3 separate regions of the Homo sapiens genome follow, and all the other regions are linked to region 3. Evidence: chromatin contacts called from ENCODE Hi-C or POLR2A ChIA-PET data. All regions are on one chromosome and are shown on one strand. The core of a region is the stretch at or near the end of the contact, and the rest is flanking DNA. Distances in the headings are between cores, read along the strand shown. Region 1 holds the start of PDIA6 (protein disulfide isomerase family A member 6). Region 2 has its middle 32 kb from the start of PDIA6. Region 3 overlaps FLJ33534 (Putative uncharacterized protein FLJ33534).

Evidence for each region. Hi-C counts contacts between places; a loop is a spot of excess contacts on that map. ChIA-PET counts read pairs that join two places held with the same protein, here RNA polymerase II (POLR2A). Pooled maps may share reads with other maps.
Region 1: a pooled map shows a loop between it and region 3 (5-fold over the local background). The contact joins the promoter of PDIA6 here to the enhancer-like site in region 3. A Hi-C loop is called at or near these places in 2 of 37 single-sample maps with no recorded cell type and 2 of 50 pooled maps. POLR2A ChIA-PET finds 5 or more read pairs at or near these places in 2 of 52 experiments (CD4-positive, alpha-beta memory T cell and WTC11).
Region 2: a pooled map shows a loop between it and region 3 (2.3-fold over the local background). The contact joins two enhancer-like sites. A Hi-C loop is called at or near these places in 6 of 50 pooled maps. POLR2A ChIA-PET finds 5 or more read pairs at or near these places in 2 of 52 experiments (activated naive CD4-positive, alpha-beta T cell and naive thymus-derived CD4-positive, alpha-beta T cell).

What each region holds. Positions count from the first base shown.
Region 1 is chr2:10,810,655-10,814,691 of GRCh38, reverse strand. It overlaps PDIA6 (protein disulfide isomerase family A member 6), which reads left to right and starts at 1,907. Exons shown (of 13, transcript NM_005742.4): 1 at 1,907-2,014. The coding sequence starts at 1,996. RefSeq lists a silencer at 1,605-2,354 and enhancers at 2,845-2,904, 3,891-4,000.
Region 2 is chr2:10,842,557-10,846,879 of GRCh38, reverse strand. No RefSeq gene overlaps it. Among named protein-coding and RNA genes, the nearest start is that of PDIA6, 32 kb to the right of the region's middle. Within about 2 kb of position 2,684, at least 5 of the 41 ENCODE cell types and tissues checked have a DNase peak (open chromatin) inside an H3K27ac peak, as active enhancers do.
Region 3 is chr2:11,102,825-11,107,172 of GRCh38, reverse strand. It overlaps FLJ33534 (Putative uncharacterized protein FLJ33534), which reads left to right. Exons shown (of 9, transcript NR_040080.1): 7 at 386-477; 8 at 1,511-1,856. It also overlaps the pseudogene RPL6P4. Among named protein-coding and RNA genes, the nearest start is that of FLJ33534, 27 kb to the left of the region's middle. RefSeq lists enhancers at 1,727-2,226, 3,035-3,184, 3,205-3,374, 3,385-3,464. Within about 2 kb of position 2,177, at least 3 of the 41 ENCODE cell types and tissues checked have a DNase peak (open chromatin) inside an H3K27ac peak, as active enhancers do.

The DNA of each region.
Region 1 (4,037 bases), core at 658-3,157, 290 kb after region 3:
CTGGTAAGAGAATTAAATTCCTCCATCCAGGGAGGAAAAGCATGACTTTCCAGGCTGAGAGGAAAAGGAAGGACTTCGCTGTAATCCAGTCAGCAACAGCAGCAAATTTAAGGGGGGAAATGTGTCAAATGCAGGAAAGGGGTCAGAAAAACAAACAGCATTCATTGCCCCTCAGGCGCCCTTCAGGGAAAGCAGACAGGCCTGGAGGAACAGGCTCGCAGTCCACTGCCCTTTGCTGTGAATCCCAAACAGCCCTGCGATCACCGGTTGGGCTTCCCACGCACCTTCACATTCAGGAGGAGCTGCCCGGGGTACCAAGCTGAGGATTTCTGTCCCGGGACAAGCAGCCTCCCTGGGGAAAATCAATGCTGGCATGTGGCTTCCAGGAGAGGCCCCCGTGACTTCAGAGGGCTGCTGTGCCTCTGAGTTCAGTTTGCCTGAAAAATCTTCCAAACGCAGCTCTAGTGCCACTTCCTCCAGGAAGCCCACCAGCCGGCCCCCACCACTCCTGGACCCCTGCCTAAGAATACTTATGCCTTACACACTACAATATGGAGAAATTACTAATACAAAAACAAAATGTCCGAGTCCACTCCAAACATAGGAGGGAGAATCAAGGCGGAAAGATACAGTGGTCTTAACTTGTGCTTGAAAGATTTTACTTTTAGGTCGGGCGTGGTGGCTCACAACTGTAATCCTAGCATTTTGGGAGGCCGAAGCAGGCGGATCACCTGAGGTCGGGAGTTCGAGACCAGCCTGGCCAATATGGAGAAACCCTGTCTCTGCTAAAAATACAAAAATTAGCCGGGCGTGGTGACATGCACCTGTCATCCCAGCTTCTCGGGAAGCTGAGGCAAGAGAAACCCTGTCTCTGCTAAAAATACAAAAATTAGCCGGGCGTGGTGACATGCACCTGTCATCCCAGCTTCTCGGGAAGCTGAGGCAAGAGAATCGCTTGAACCCGGGAGGCAGAGGTTGCAGTGAGCCAAGACCCCGCCTTTGCACTCCAGCCTGGGCAACAAGGGCAAAACTCCATCTCAAAAAAAAGCAAAAAAATTTTTACTTTTGCCGGGCGTGGTGGCCCATGCCTGTGATCCCAGCACTTTGGGAGGCCGAGGCAGGAGGCTCACTGCAGCCCAGGAGTTCAAGGCTGCAGTGAACTGTATCATGCCACTGCTCGCCAGCCTGCCCCACAAACATATTTTTTTTCACTTTTGCATATTTTACAAAGCACACACCCACGTGAGCGCATTGCCAGCCCCCTCGCCCCCCAGGACAAAGTGGAGACCCTGTCAGCGAGGAGGCTACCGCTTAAGTCCCTGGGGTTCTCCAGAGAAGGAGGAGAAGGCTCTGCAGAGCCATGCGCCCTGGACGGAAGAACTTTCAAAAGTAATTCAACAAAATAGAAACTTGTCGAATTACATTGCAGACAGCGCGTGCGGAGCAAATGTGTGTCCACGGAATATTCGTCGGGCACAAGAGGAATTCCCTGTCAGCTCCCAGGACCGTGGGTGCCCTGAGGCCGAGTCACGCTCCCCCGGGATAAAGAGGGTGGGGGCGCACACAGGCAAGGAGGAGGCGGGGTGGGGGGGTGCAGAATAAGGAACTAAGGTAAAAACGCCCAGTACTGGACTCCCCTCCGAGCAGCACCCCGAGAGGGCCCGGAGGAGCTGAGGCGGTGCGAGCCGAGACTGCCAGCCCCGCCCCCAGCAGGCCCCGCCTTCCGCTGCTCGCCACCGCCCCCGTGAAAAAAAACCAAACCGGTAACCTCTACCCGGCCGCCTCCCATTGGATATGTGAGTGAGCGATGTCCGCCCGGACCAATGAGCCGCAGCCACGGCTTGGCGAGCGCCTTCCGGCCCGCCCCCGCGCGGCCGCCCCTCGGACCACCGGACTGGCCTGGGGCGGGACGTGGGCGCGGGGGCGCGGCGTGCGGCACGCTGCAGGGCTGAAGCGGCGGCGGCGGTGGGGACTGCACGTAGCCCGGCGCTCGGCATGGCTCTCCTGGTGCTCGGTAGGTGCGGGCCAGCGGAGGGAGGCGGGCGAGCTGGGGTCGGCCTGAAAGGTTTCGAATCTCTAGGCCGTTCCCCGGCGGGCCGCGGCCGCAGGCGGCCGGAAGTGGGCCTGGCGGGCGGGAGGCGCGGGCCTCGGCGTCCGGAGGAGCTGCTAGGTTGCCCCGGCGGAGGTGCGGGTGCGCGGGAGACTCGGGCGCCCGTGGGGAGGGGCTTCCGCAGCCGCGGGGGGCGGGAGCCTCGTGCGCTGGAGCCGGGCGCGGGGTCCAGGGCCGGGCGGGAGAGCCGCGGAGCCCAGCCCCGGCCGGATCCCGGGGAGGGGGTCTGTATTCCCGGAGAGTCGCAGGGGAGCTTGTTCCGGGCTCTTCTCGAACTCGTGCGTGGGGACGGAGGTTGGCGGGCGTCCTGCACTGCTGCTTGTTTCTGCCACCTGCTTTATGCAGCTCCTACTTTTAAAAACTGAAATGTTAAGCCGGGCGCGGTGGCTCACACCTGTAATCCCAGCACTTTGGAAGGCCGAAGCGGGTGGATCATCTGAGGTCAGGAGTTCGAGACCAGCCTGACCAACATGGCGAAACCCCGTCTCTACTAAAAATACAAAATTAGTCGGGCGTGGTGTCGCGCGCCAGTGATCCCAGCTACTCAGAAGGCTGAGGCAGGAGAATCTCCTGAACCCCCAGGAGGCGGAGGTTGCAGTGAGCCGAGATCGCGCCACTCCAGCCTGGGCAACAAGAGTGAAACTCTGTCTCAGAAACGAAAAACTGAAATGTTAAATCTCAGTCCTGAAATAAGGACCCATAGTTCCCTTAGAAAGGGACAGTGCCTTCCAAAAGCTGGGCTTAAGACGCAGGGGCGCTTCGCATGTGATCGGACTCCTTAAAAACGAAATGGAACGCGGCGTCTTAGGAATTCTGTAAATGTCTGCTTCTTAGTGGGCGAGGCCGAGGGTCCTGTCCTTGCCGGGCTCGCCTTGGTCACAGCCTTGGCTCTGACAGTCCTTAACCTCGGCTCTGGCCTCAGACCACCTTCCCCCTATTTACTGGCTCTGTGACTTGGAGCAAGTTACTTAACCACTCTGTGCCAGTGCCTTTTCAACGGTGTTCACCATTTTAGGGACTGATAATAGTACTCCCTTAGGGTTGTCCTGAGGATTAATGAGTTAGTACATGTCTTTCTGTTTTTTGAGACACGGTCTTGCTCTGTCTCCTAGGCTGGAGTGCAGGGTTTCCATCATAGTTCACTGCAGCCTGGAACTCCTGGTCTCAAGGGATCCAGGCACATGCCACCACACCTGGCTAATTTTTAAATTTTTTGTAGAGTCAGGGTCTCATTGTATTGCTCAGGTTGGTCTCAAACTCCTGGCCTCGAGTGATCCTCCTTCCTCAACCTCCCAAAATCCTGGGATTACAAGTGTCAGTCACCTGGCCCAGCTAGTACATGTTTTAAAGAGATGTAAATATTTGCCATATTACTGTGGAGAGAGTAGATGAGGGGAAAAGAGTTTAGTCTGTTTAGTTTCCTGTGAGTGAATTCAGACTAGACCCTGAAAGAGTCCGTGAGTCTATTAATTAACTCATTTTAATAAATGGCAGCCTTTCTGGGAAACCTCATGGTTTCTAGATGACTGCTCTGGGACTGTAGACTCCTCCTAGCAGATGTGGGACAGAGATGTTACTGATGTGAATTTATAGCATCCTTAACTGCCATGGAGGAATGGAAAACCACAGATGGCAGAGCCATCTGCTCACAGAGATTCTAGACACTCACTCGGATGGTCCAATTTCCCATTGGTGTTCATTATCACTGAGTGGAATGGTGATGTGAATTTTAGAAACAGAACGTCATTGGTCAGCATTGACCTACTTTGTCATCTTAAGTGAGCCCAGGGTTTTTTGTGTTCTTGGGGGTTGGAGGTAGTTGTTGGCTACTTTTATGCATTCAGAATGTCCACATCTTTTGTCTGTTCTTTCTCAGTAGTATGTTAGGTTTCCTTGTAACCCTGCTAGGTCACATTGCCTTTTTAGG
Region 2 (4,323 bases), core at 1,435-3,934, 260 kb after region 3:
GGGCTCCCCATGAGTGTGCAGGATTCCCAGAAGGGTCCTGAATGGGAATGGCAGCATTGGAGGAAGAAGCCTAATAAGACCTCCTCCAATTTTCTGTGCATCCATAAAAGCTGCTCCAGTCAGCCACCACTGACGGGCAGGATCCAAAGAGCGGGGAAAGGAATGCATTGTTCACATATTCTCTGGAGAACAAATAATCCCACAGTGATTCTGAAGAACAGTCAGCGATGTTTGATTTAAGAGTGGCAAGGTACAACTCACAGCTCATTTTCCCTGCGGGGACGCTGCTCTTAATCCTCTTCCCCCTCATGCTAACTTTGAATTCTGGGAGGTGACCCTGGCCAAGCATTTAAGTTCTGTTAACATAATAAATGCTTGTTATCAACTACCTTCAAATTCAGAGGAAAGGGGGGTAATTTTCAAGCATCTCCTGAGTACCTCTGAGAAGAAATCGGCTGGCAAATGCATGCAGACATTCTAGAACATTATGTTCTCGTATAATTTGGTCTCGCGTTCTAGAACACTTACCCTTGCTGAGAACACGCTGTTGCTAGGATACGACCAATGAGTAAACACCCTGACTTTCTATTATTGTTTCATAGAGTCAGAGACTATCCAAGCCTCTGTTGCATTATTAGAACGGCTTCACTAAGGGTGTCAGTGGCGCCTAATCAGTACATCTAATGGAGGACACTTTCTAGTCCTTCCCTGCCTCTCTCCCATGAACTTGGGAGTGCATGCCCTGGCCCTCCAGGACACTTTCCCCTCAACACATTCTTTTACCTCTTTGTTCCTTCCCTTCAAGCCTCTGCCCTCAGCCAGCCCCTTTAATCCATGGCTGGTCCCAAGGCTGCCTCCCCCAGGGCTGGGACAAGGGTGAGGCAAGAGAGGCAACCAGGCAACAAAATGTCAGGAGGCCCTGGCTCCCAGGGTGTGCAGGGCAGGGCCTGCTCCCAGTTTGCATCCCGGGCACCTGGCTTGCCCTGGCTCAGTCCCAGTCAGCCCTCTCCCTCGGCGCTGCTCTACCAGGTGGCCCCTTGGAGCTCAAGGCCACACCTCCTACCTCCTCCCAAGCTCCCCCAGCCTAGAGCTTCTCCCCAGCTTCAGGCCATGCCTCCAACTGCTGGTGTCTCCACCCAGCTCTCCTCCAACTGCCCCTGCCACTCCCCACTCACACTATTCTACCTAGCCCCCCGCCAGCCCCATCCCATACCTCAAAGCAACCTTCCTTCCTGATACAGTTCTCCAAATCCTCGCCTCCTGGCTACTCACCACCAGGAATGCCTTAGGCAAGACCCTCACCATCTCTCCCCCAGACTCTTGTAGTAATCACTGTTTACTCTCCCTACCTCCAATCCAATAATCCACCTGGCCCCATCATCCAGGACTCAAAGCATTTCTGCTGCAAATATCCTCATGCACAGGAATGGGTGCATAGAATGAACTCCCCTCCTAAGGAGGACGATTTGACAATATTTATCAAAATTACAAATGTATATACACTTTGACCCAGCAACTCCACTTCAGGGAACTCACTCCACGTACTCATCCCTAGCCATGAGGATATGAATTGCAGCATTGAATGTAATGCAAGAAATTATAAACAACCTCAATGTCCATCTGTGGGGAAGAAGTTGATACGGTCTGCTAGATTCATGGAACATTTGACAGGCAATGAAAACATTGTGGCAGCTCTATGTATCAATATAGAATGACTTACAAGGCCTATAAATAAAAAGCTAGGTATAGAATAGTGTATCTAATACATGGCACCTGCATAAAAGGGAAGAGGTATATATACATACACACACGCACATTCAGACTATCTCTAGAATAAAACAGCGGGTTGGTCAGGTGCGATGGCTCACGCCTGTAAGCCCAGCATTTTGAGAGGCTGAGGCAGGTGGATCGCCTGAGGTCAGGAGTTCAAGACCAGCCTGGCCAACGTGCCAAAACTCTGTCTCTACTAAAAATACAAAAATTAGCCCGGCATGCGGGCACACGCCTGTAATCCCAGCTACCCGGGAGGCTGAGGCAGGAGACCCACTTGAACCCGGGAGGCGGACGTTGCAGTGAGCTGAGATCGTGCCAATGCACTCCAGCCTGGGCGACAGAGTGAGACTCTATCTAAAAAAAAAAAAAAAAAAAACCACTGAAAATGGTGACAGTGATCGCTGCTTCTGAGAAGGGGTATTTGGGGATAAGGATGAGGAAGGACCTTGCTTGCCACTGTATACTCTTCCCATTCTCCTCCTACTGTCCAAATTATTTATGTTGAGTATGTTTCACCTTTTCAAATAAAAACGCATCCCACCAGCTCTGCAACCAGCAACCTTTCTAAAGCACAAATCTGGTTATGTCACACTCTACTTACGACTCTCCAGGGGCTGTCTATGACGAGGGCATCCCAGACCATCACAGTTTATGCTTGTTACAGAGCCATTATATCCTCACTCTATGGCGTCTCTAAGGATATAATCCACCCTCCTTCTCGTGGACCGGCGTCATCTGACATGACCCTCGCCGGGCTCTTTAAACTCCAGAAGCACTGAACTGCTGGTAGCTCCCCTGCCCGCAAGCTATTTTTAGCCTCCAGGCCTTTGCTCCTGCTGTATCCTCTGCCAGGAATGCCTAGAGTACTCACCCAGCTCAGCTCAGGGGCACAGCCAGTGGCTCAGCCTATAAGACGCAGCCACGCCCACCCATGCCCCTGCCTGCGCGGCTCTGAAGCCCTGCCCACAGCCTGCCTCACCCTCCTGTGTCCTTAGAAAGACAGAACACAAGGAGCTATTTATGCGCCTGCTTTATCTCCTATTCTTGAGGGTCGGATATGTGTCCTGTTTGAAATGGAAGAAAAAAGTAATGCCCTAAATTTGAGCCCAGCTCCAGAGCCAGAAACACTTGGATTTGAATCCTGGGTCTGCTACTGGAGCTCTGCAGCCTGAAGGAATGCAGGGATGGCTGCAACCTCGAGCTGTTACTTCACCTCTCTGAGCTTTCCTTTCAGCTGCCTTTCCACTCAACCTCCTGTTTTGTTTTGTTTTTGTTTTGTTTGAGATCTACGAACGCGTGTACATACAGGACTAGTTGGTTTATTTTACCTGACGTGTACTAGTGACGTGTACTAGTAAAGTAGAAAACACATTAACTAATCAGTTTCTCTATTTTCGCTCTGAGGAATCTCTGCCCTGACTGTAACTGATGAGGAATCTCTGCCCTGACTGTACTGAATATGCACATACGAACGTTCCTGCAGACCTTGTCTTTCACTTTACCTGTATTTTTCTTAGCCCTGATCTGTCCATGTATGCGGTCTTCCTCCCATTTGTATTTGGACACACTATCTCAAGCCCTTTTGGGAATGAGGCCAGGAGGATACCTATGCACACAGACACCCTAACAAACAGGCCAAACCTCTAAGGGCATGGGGACGGTAAGAGAAGGGCCTGTCCTATAGGAAATGGCCATCAAAAGCCAACTGCCAGAAATTGCTAGAACCAAGTCTCCCCATGCTAGTGCCGTGTGCTTATTTAACCTCCCAGAGCCTCAGTTTCTTTATTTGTAAAAGGGGGACAAGAATGGTGACTTCACAGAGTTGTCATGAAGATTAAATAACTCATGAAAAGCTGGGCATGGTGGCTCACACCTGTAATTGCAGCACTTTGGGAGGCTGAGGCGGGCAGATCACCTGAGGTCAGGAGTATGAGACCAGCCTGGCCAACATAATGAAACCCCGTCTCTATTAAAAATACAACAATTAGCCAGACGTGGTGGCGGGCAACTGTAATCCCAGCTACTCAGGAGGTTGAGGCAGGAGAATCACTTGAACCCAGAAGGTGGAGGTTGCAGTGAGCCAAGATCACACCACTGCACTCCAGCCTGGGCAACAGAGTAAGTGAGACTCTGTCTTGAAAAATAAATAAATAAATAAAATAACTCATGAAAGACCTTACTACAATACCCAGCATTCAGTAGGTTCAGTAGATATTGATAAACACAGGAACTGATGAATACAGAATCTGAAAGCATCCTCAAAGCTCCTCCAAAGAAATCCAGCCACCTCTCGCCCTAGTGTTGACAAGAGAAGTAAGTTCCCCAGAGGATGCCTGATTGTAACCTCGAATACTGGAGCTGGCCTACAACACTCACGAGCTTTTGCCAGAGAGTTCTGGTTCCTCTAGGAAGATCATCTTTCTTCCTGCCCAGGGCATGGGACATTTGATCCAAGCTGGCACTTGGCTGGATCCTGTCCACATTGGGCAGGCTTGTCTCTGCACCTGCCAGATACTTTCTTAGCCTGCTATCAAGAAGCCAAAGGAGGAG
Region 3 (4,348 bases), core at 928-3,427:
CTGTAATCCCAGCACTTTGGGAGGCCAAGGCGGGTGGATCACTTGTTCAGGGATTTGAGACCAGCCTGACCAACATGGTAAAACCCCGTCTCTAAAAATACAAAAATTAGCTGGGCGCAGTGGTGTATGCCTGTAGTCCCAGCCACTTGGAAGGCTGAGGCAGGAGAATCGCTTGAACCCAGGAAGCGGAGGTTGCAGTGAGCAGAGATTGTGCCACTGCACTCCAGTCTGGGTGACAGAGTGAGACTTCATCTCAAAAAAAAAAAAAATTACTGCATACTGGAATTTTGCTCAAAATTGGTCAGGCTTGCTGGTTTGTTTCTATTTTTCATTTATTTATTTTTTTGAGATGGGGTCTCACTCTGTCACCCCATCTCAATCATAGCTCACTGCTGCCTTGACCTCCTGGGCTCAAGTGATCCTCCCACCTCAGCCTCCTGGGTAGCTACAACTGCATATGTGCATCATCACGCCTGGGTAATTACTATTATGTTTTAATTTTTTGTAGAGATGGAGGGCGGGGGGAGTCTCACTATGTTGTCCAGGCTGGTCTCAAACTCCTGGACTCAAGCAATCCTCCTGCCTCAGCCTCACAAAGTGCTGAGACTATGGGCATGAGCCACTGCACCAGGCCTAGTTGGTTTTTAGAATTCACCTTTCCTCTGTTTTTGAAAACTGAGCTGGCATTTCCTGTCTTCAGACTACTGGCCTCTTTTCTTTCTTTTTTTTTAAAACAGAGTCTCACTCTGTCCCCCAGGCTGGAGTGCAGTGGTGCGATCTTGGCTCACTGCAACCTCTACCTCCCAGGTTCAAGCAATTCTCATGCCTCAGCCTCTCGAGTAGCTGAAATTACAGGGGCCCACCACACCTGGCTAATTTTTGTATTTTTAGTAGAGACAGGGTTTCACCATGTTGGCCAGGCTGGTCTCAAACTCCTGACCTCAAGTGATCTGCCCTCCTCGGCCTCCCAAAGTGCTGGGATTACAGGTGTGAGCCACCACGCCCAGCCTCTCTTTTCAGTTGTCTTGATTTCTTAGGTGTTTTTGCATTTGACCTGTGCCGAGGCTCTCACGTTCTTTCACTTTCCCTGGTTAGAAATTTTCTAGTTCTCAAAGTGTAAACCTAACTAAATTGACCCAAAGGTTTTTACCCTCCCTCTCTTATCTGAAGATTGGAAATCCTGTGATGTGAGGAATATGGTCACAGAATTCATAAATTAAAGTTGAAGTAACTTTGGCAGACCAGTCAGATGAGCTGGTGAAGACCCAGGACTGATCTGATCAAAAAAATCAGCCCCCCATGTGGAATGAATAGGGTTCAGGTGAAACCTCCAGACCAGAAAAGGGGAGAGGGAGGGTCCTAACTCCCAGGCCGTGTGCTAAACACGGTACAGATCCACAGCCACCAAAAGTATCAGGCATTGTATTGTGGCCCGAGTAGTACTGGGGATAGCTGCCTCCAACTAGTTTAGTAACCTATGGAGCTCAATAGTTGTTCATTTCACAATCAGGTGCCTGCCTCCCTGCTGCGCCTGGCCACGTGGAAACCCCTGTAGCTCCCTGGCTGTGCAGGAGCAGCCACAGTGTGCCCCTCCCAGGACCACCATCCCCCTCACTGTCTCTGAGGCACCTGCGTGGACCGGGTCTGGATTGAGTCTCATTTCTCTGGATTCCCACGGCAGCCGGCGGCTGCCTCTCCCACACCCGTCACTCTGTGTCATGGAAAGCTGTGTGTTTGTCTTCATTCCCACCGAGTCTGAGCCACTCGAGGTCAGGGCCATGACCGTGAGCTACACGTCCTTGGCGCCCAGTGTGAGCCGTGTACAGTAGAGGCTGACTGACGTCTTGGAGGCAGAAGTGAGTACATAACTGACAATTGCTTAAAGTCGGCCGGGCCAAGGTTTACAGACCGGGAGGATCATCAGACGCGGGTGGGGCACAGTGGGGTGGGGGGAGGTTCCCAAGGCTGCTCATCAATGGAGTCTGGAGATGGCTGCCTAGGGGTAGCCTCTGAAACGTTCTGGAACAACCTCGTCCTGTCACAGCGTGGCTATGAGGGGACCCTCACCTGGAGGCCTTGGGTGATGTGTTAGTTTCACAGCCACACATCAGCATGGGCCTGTGTCCCCCAGGCCACACGTCGGCATGGGCCTGTGTCCCCCAACCCACGTGTCAGCATGGGCCTGTGTCCCCCAACCCACGCTTCAGCATGGGGCATGTCCCCCAGGCCATGCGTCGGCATGGGCCATGTCCCCCAACCCACGCGTCAGCATGGGCCCCGTGTCCCCCAACCCATGCTTCAGCATGGGGCATGTCCCCCAGGCCACGCGTCAGCATGGGCCATGTCCCCACATAGGTGAGTCCCTGATGCAGGTTGGGTCCCCGGGGAAGCTCACTCAGAGACAGAAGAGTGTTTATTGGTGGCGGGGCAGTGCTCTTGGGTTTAGGGTCTGTGAAGGGAGAGAAGGAAAGCCAGTGGGGTAGAGGGAGTCGTCGGGCAGTGATGCCCTAACCGCTGGTCCCTGGGGAAGCTCTGGAGCTGGCACACCCCTTCAGGGTTGTCCCGAGTGGAGCCTGGGGCCAGGCCTTTATCCACAGTGTGGGCCGCCACCAGGTGCAGGTGCCCAGGAGGGGCGTGTTATGGGTTGAATTGTGTCCCTCCAAAAAGATACATTCAAGTCCCAAGCCCCGCTACGTGTGAATGTGACAAATCCACTGTAGAAACCAGCATTCAGATCTCAGGTCTGCACAGCTGAAATCAGCATTCAGATCTCAGCTCTGCACAGCCGAAACCAGCATTCAGATCTCAGGTCTGCACAGCCGAAACCAGCATTCAGATCTCATCTCTGCACAGCTGAAACTAGCATTCAGATCTCATCTCTGCACAGCCGAAACCAGCATTCAGGTCTCAGGTCTGCACAGCCGAAACCAGCATTCAGATATCATCTCTGCACAGCCGAAACCAGCATTCAGATCTCATCTCTGCACAGCCGAAACCAGCATTCAGATCTCAGGTCTGCACAACCAAAACCAGCGTTCAGATGTCAGCTCTGCACAACCACAACCAGCATTCAGATGTCAGCTCTGCACAACCACAACCAGCATTCAGATCTCAATTCTGCACAACTGTGATCACTATTGAGAGCAGTGACTGTTACATGGATTTAGAGACACGTTGTGGGGGTTATACGACCACGTATTACTGTGCAAAAAGACGTCACTCAAGCCCATTAGTGCAGAGGTTCCTTTAACTGTGGAGGATTAAATCAAGGAATCAGAGATTGTTTACGCCGGAAGGGACTTTGAGGTGTTCACTTAATTGGAAAGCAGGTCATCGTGGGCCCTCCATGGGTGTTGGTATCCACTGAAACTCCAAATCCCATCCAGGGGAGGCTGACACAGGCACCAGGTGTAAGGCCCCACCCCAGCCGGGCTCACCTCTGCGGGCAAGCCTGGGGCCTGGCCGGGAAGCCCAGCATGGTGCGTGTGAATGCTGTGGTGGGGGGGCGCCCCAAACTCCCCCTCCAAGACAGAGGCACAGGCATCGCCTCCCAGGACTCACCTGGAGGGGGCTGCCTGGCGTAAGCTCATGCTCCTCCCGTGCCACCTGCTTTAGTGGCTGATTGCTATGCCAGGTAACGTCAGGGCCACCTGCCTGATTCAGGCTGCTGTGCAGCCGCGCAGACTCAGAGCTGCCTGTGAGCCTGGCTGAGGCCTTTACTGCTCATTCCCACTGCCCTCACCCCTGGCGGGGGCTGGTCTCCAGGGCACCCCCATAATCCACTTGCACCCAGATCTCCGTCTCCAAGTGCGCTCCAAACCCAGCCCCAGCGTGTGGACAATGGCATCCTTCTTGCACATGCTGGGGTAATTGATGGCTGTATCTGCTCTGAGACGGCAGAGTGGGCTAGCTCCCAGCCCCAACAAACGGCCCTCTGCGCCCTCCACACACACTCAGCATAGGCTCAGCAGCCTGGGGAAGAAGAAAGCCGCTCTGCTCCGTGCTCTGGGTGCCCAGCCCTGTGAACAGCACGGGGTGTCCCCACGGCTCACTGTGCCTCCTCCTGGCCCATGTCCACTCCGGCATGCTGTTCACAGACACGGCCCAGGCCTCTGTCCCCACAGCTTTATTATTTTTTAAATGTTATCAGTTATTTAATTAGGTTCTTAAGAAATTTAGAACACCAATTTGTGAGGATAAATTCCATTCCTCAGAACAAACACAGATCTCAGGTAGCCCTGGAGCTAAGGAATAACTTTGATTTTTGGTAAAATCTGTGAGTCCACAGCTTTCTGATCAATCTTGCGCTGCCCTGTGATCTCGTATTTCTCTTTTTCTGTGTCGAAGA